2 separate regions of the Homo sapiens genome follow, and region 2 is linked to region 1. A link is a loop called in an ENCODE intact Hi-C map of the cell type or tissue named here. Cell type or tissue: heart left ventricle. All regions are shown on one strand.

What was found. Hi-C counts contacts between places; a loop is a spot of excess contacts. Peaks named below come from ENCODE experiments on the same cell type or tissue, not always from the same donor. Only the 100,000 strongest peaks of a DNase experiment are listed, where the experiment ranks them.
Region 2: a loop joins it to region 1, with 4 times the contacts of the local background. A loop is called at or near these places in 7 of 110 quality-filtered maps.

Annotation. Positions count from the first base shown.
Region 1 is chr22:33,756,189-33,758,688 of GRCh38, forward strand. The region is part of intron 2 of LARGE1 (LARGE xylosyl- and glucuronyltransferase 1); the gene reads right to left. Among named protein-coding and RNA genes, the nearest start is that of LARGE-AS1, 32 kb to the left of the region's middle. In heart left ventricle, no CTCF peak of the experiment used is centred here; no DNase peak of the experiment used is centred here; H3K27ac peaks cover 1,354 bases.
Region 2 is chr22:33,922,302-33,924,801 of GRCh38, forward strand. LARGE1-AS1 (LARGE1 antisense RNA 1) reads left to right here. Exons shown (of 2, transcript XR_001755630.2): 2 at 106-754. It also overlaps a transcript of LARGE1 not described here. Among named protein-coding and RNA genes, the nearest start is that of LARGE1-AS1, 2.3 kb to the left of the region's middle. In heart left ventricle, a CTCF peak has its summit at 1,560 (motif pointing right); a DNase peak (open chromatin) is centred at 158; H3K4me3 peaks cover 1,548 bases; H3K27ac peaks cover 846 bases.

The sequences.
Region 1 (2,500 bases):
AATGATGAGACCTGTCAGTACTCAAAGTCGGAGGAGGGCACATGTGTTCGTTCACTCATTCATTGAACAAACATTTGGGGACCAAATCTTCTCCCGGCACTACAGTAGGTGCTAGAGGTGGAAGGGCGAGCTAAAGAGACCCGCTTTCTCCATTCCCAAAGCTTGTAAATCTGCTGTGAAAACAAAAGATTATAAAAACAAGAAAAATAAAGAGCCCTGAGTATTAAGGGTACATACAAGGAGTTAGGTAAATAGGGAGCCAAGGAAGCCTGCTAGTTAAGGGTCAGGAGCAATTAATTGTGTTTCAGCTGAGACCCAAGGATCTAGGCAGCCAGACAAAGAAGAGGAAGGAAGTAAGAGCAATAGAGGGTGTCAGGGAGAAGAAAGAACAGGTGGGAAGAGCAGAGCCCACAGAGGGCGATGTACACCAGGACTTAAAAGAATCTGGCGTGGCTGGGTAGAGGATGCCAGATAATGCGAGGCAGTATGGTGGGGATTAGGGGATGGGCCAGAGGGGCTGACAAGGAGCAGAGCGGTGCTCTGATTCAGCCCTGAGGAGTCTGAAGAACGAAGCAGACCTGCAAGAAAGTGGGCTGTTGTGCTTAGTCCTGATCACAAAGGAGGAGTGGCAGAGCCAGGGCGACAGCAGTGGTGAAAGATGGGAAACAACTGACGCAGCTACAAGGCCGAGCTTAGACTCAACAGGAGGTGGCAACCGAGACACGGAGTGAATGAAGGGAGACAAGGATTACTCCCAAGTTTAGGGCCTGAACGGCGTAGAGCTGGGAATGCTGACTGAGATGTTAGAGAAAGAAAGGTGGACTGGGAAAGAAATAAAGCAAGGAGTTGGGTTTAAGAACTAAGGGGTTAACGCACTAACAAAAACACCACCTGATGAGCGTCCTTCACCAGAGGTCACTGGGCCTTCAAAAGGTGTCTCAAGGAATGGGAATCTCATCTCTTTCCCAGATGGTGAACTCCATGCCTGACAACTGAGTCGCTGAAACAGGTGTTCTTTCTTACAGGGAGACAATGCCTGCCTCCCCATAACATTTATGCATTGATCCTGCTTCCATGCTCAGGAGCAAATCACAGTAAGCCTAAGCCGACTCCCTCTTAGTGTCATAATTCCCCTTAATCGGGGAAGATTCTGGTCATTTTCAGTTCACTTACATCAGACGTTAGAATCAGAAGCTTGTAGGTAGAATGTCGGCACCCTGCTAAGTGCACTCGACAACTTCATTTCACGTCGGAAGAAACGAAGGCCTACCATGAAGAGCAAGTGTGCCCCAGATCATCCAGCTCCTCTGGCTGAGGTGATTTGAGATCCTGAGACAGCTGACCCCCTCCAGGGCTCTCTCAATATATCATGCTGCGGCGTGTAATCCAACTCCAAAACCCTATGCTGAGAGCAGCCACATCTCAGAGGGAGTTCTTGGCTCTGCTCTCAGGAGGTCCATTGATATTAAACAGAGTCAAAAAATAAATAAACCCACATAAAGTATGAATAGTATTTCCATGAATACAGGCAGCAACTCTGCCCCTTATTTATGGCTTCACCTGCCACGAAACCAAAAACTCAAGGGTGTCAATAAATGGATTGTAACGTTGTTGTGATGTTTAATTACAAAGAAAATAACGTCTCTGCGGGCCCTTTGGGAAATGCACTGTTGTCTGTAGCAACCAGCAGGGAGCTTCATGGAGGCATTGCCTTTGTGTTCTGATAAATACTCAGACTTTCCCAGAGCCTCAGGATCTCTGGGTCAGGCAGGGTCAGATGGGTCACCTTGCGTAACTGCCTGTCTCGCTCAGCTCCCTCCCACGATACTGGACTTGTGTTTCTGCATCTTTCATGCCAGGTATTTCACCACCTCCTGGGCAGCTCATTCCAGCTCTGGTCAGCATGATCCTCATTATGAGGAGCTTGACATCTGGCTCCTTGCCACGTCCCTCCATAGGTTTGGGGCCACCAGAGCAATCCCAATCTTTCTTTCAGGGGACAGCCCTTTGTCTGTTTGCTGAAGCTGAGCATGTACACCCTGAGCCTCTGCTTCTCCAAGGTAAACATCCTCAATTCTTCCCACCATTTCTTACATAACCAGATTTGAACGGGCACTGTCACTCACCTGGATTTTCCTAAGCATGCTGCCTCATCTAGATTGTCCTTACAGCATAGAGTCCACAAATACAAATGCGGCAGCCCGAATGCACACTAACTGACACTCAGTAACAGAAATCTGTTGCCTCTGTCATCCTAGCTAAAATACTGTGTTAACATGCCCACATCACCCAGCCCCTACTAAATGCAGCTCGTGATTTGGTCCCAAGTGTGGGGTTCATTCTAAAGGATCATGTTGATAGATACAGCACCTACACCCAGTCTGTCATGTTGCCTCAAAGTATTTTCATGATCTTTCCAGTTTCCCATAATCTATCTGCCAGTCTGGTGAAATTGCTCAAAGTTAGTGATCACATTCACTCCACCGGCCACGATGGTTCT
Region 2 (2,500 bases), 170 kb after region 1:
CTTGGCCCCTGCTTGGCTCCGGACCTGGCTCCCGCCTCGGTAACCACACTCTCGGCCTTTGGCTTTACCGAGCTGGGACCCTTCTCCCATCCCCCTTCCCTCCAGCCTCGTGAAACAACGACCCCCACCAGCAGCAGCAGCGCCCGCTTTGCCCCGGCTCCGGAGCGCTGTTTACCTAATCTCAGCGGCTGACCGAGCCCAGCAGAATGCGAAAGGGAGGCAGCGGTGGTACAGCAGCGTCCCCGGCGAAGAAGTAAAAGACGTTTGCTTTGGAGCTTCGGGATAAGTTAACTGCGAAGCTGGGGTCCTGCTGTCTTACCTCTGCGGCGATGAGCCTCACCGTGCACGTTGGCAGGCATAGCAGATTCTGTTTCTGATGCCATTACCGTGTCGGAGAAGAACATTATATGAAAAAATACTATCTAATATCCTAGAGACCATTAAAGTGTCAAAGTTTAATGCCAAGTCTTTTAGCTCGAAGGCTGCTCAGTTCTTCCTCTGACGTGCAGCTCTGTTCCAGAACGCGCTGAAAACAAGGGGATCATTTTTATTTTTTTGCCGCCCGAATGTCCTTCCTTCCTACTCTCTTCCTCCTCTCTCACCCCTACCCCCTCCCCGGAACCGGGTAAAGTTAAAGGGAGAATTTGTACTTTCTTTTTACGTTTTGCTTTGCTTCACTTCATTAGTGGTGTAAAATGCATTATTACAGCACATTAGCATATTAATAAAGGTAACGTGACTGAGGAAAGGAAAAGACCTGAAATTTACAAGCGAAGGAGAAATAGTTGAATAACATCAGAAACTAAAAGATAAGCTTCCGGGAAAGAAACATCTCCATTATAATGACTCAAGTGTAGTACATTCTCTAGATGGAATCTAAGAAAGAAAAATGTGACCATGGTGTGGGAGCTAGCAATGTTCACGCTGGTCAGTAAGGCACGTTGAAGACATAATGCCTTATTAGTGGATTTCACAAAGTGTACTTGCATTGGTCAATAAGCACCTTAAATGTGGAAAAGCTTTGTTTTATCAAATCAAGGTTGCAAGTGCCTGCAGTCAGTGGCATAGCTAATGCTCTAAATGATATTAATGTTGTCAGACTGAAATGTGCCACATACTGAGTCCTCTGGTTAGTACATCAAGCCCCAGGTTTAAAGTATTACGTTGGAAAATTGTAAAGCTCCTCAACTCCCCAGTCCAAGCAACTAAATATGTATATACATATACATGGAAACCCTGAAGTAGGATGTAGTTACCAGGAATTATAGCCTTTTGACACAACCAAGATACAAATGTCTTAAAAGGATTTCCGCTACGATATAGTATGAGAATGCAGAATAAAATATGTAAAGTGATATATCTGTTATTTGTAAAGAATGAGCGCAGCTTTTGCTGAGAACTGAAAAATGAAAAAAAAAAATGAGCTATCTAAACCAACTGTTATCTGTTTATCTCCACACAGTTATTGTACCTGTCACTGAAGAGATTCGGAAAGGTCTCTTATTTTTTATTAGGGTCAAGGAGACCGAATCCTAAGAAACCTGAGGTCTTAAAGCAGCCACTAGGGGGCCCTAAAGGCATCTCAAAGAGGAAGCCAGGAAACACTCTCACCTCCGTTTTTCTGTGTGCCTGATATTAGGAACTGGGGAATCTAAAGGCACGTTAAGAACACAGTGCACTGTAGTCCCAGCACTTTGGGAGGCTGAGGCGGGCGGATCACATGAAGTCAGAAGTTAGAGACCAGCCTGGCCAACATGGCGAAACCCCGACTCTACTAAAAATGGTAAAATGTTCCGGGCGTGTTGGTGGGCGCCTGTAATCCCAGCTACTCAGGAGGCTGAGGCAGGAGAATTGCTTCAACCGGGGAGGCGGAGGTTGCAGTGAGCCGAGATCGCACTCCAGCCTGGGCGACAAAAGCAAAACTCCATCTCAAAACAAACAAACAAAAACATAGTGCAAAGTTTGGAGGCAAATCTAGTTTTATGTAATAAATGACCTGAGTCCAATTTTGACTCCTAAGTCAATTTAGTTTCTCAACTCTTTTCTCACCTCCAAGAAAGGAAATATTGTATCCTTGAGAGGAGGGTTACCAAATACTCTTAACTGTCTCAAAGTCGGCACAATTATGTTTGCCATTCCAAACAGGACGTTCTTTCAAAGATTTGAGGACTGTTTTCTGAATGTTTTGCACATTCTTCAAGAGCTACATAACAAGACGATTGAATTCTCACAAAGAGGATATTTAAAAGATTAAGCAACCTGTACAGCAGGGCACCCACCTGCCAACTTAATTGAAGTCAAGCCAGCCACAGGGGCACTAGCATTAGAGCTGAGTCCTGAAGGCTTCTGCTAGGCCAGACATTTATTCTTTAGTGCTGGGTTCTGGTGAAATGGTGGTGTTGATGTTGGGAGGAAGGAGTGGTTCCTGCAGCAGGGGTGAGGAGACAGGGTATAGTGGGAATGGCAGCCAGTGGTAGTGGAGGGGTGATTACTCCAAGGG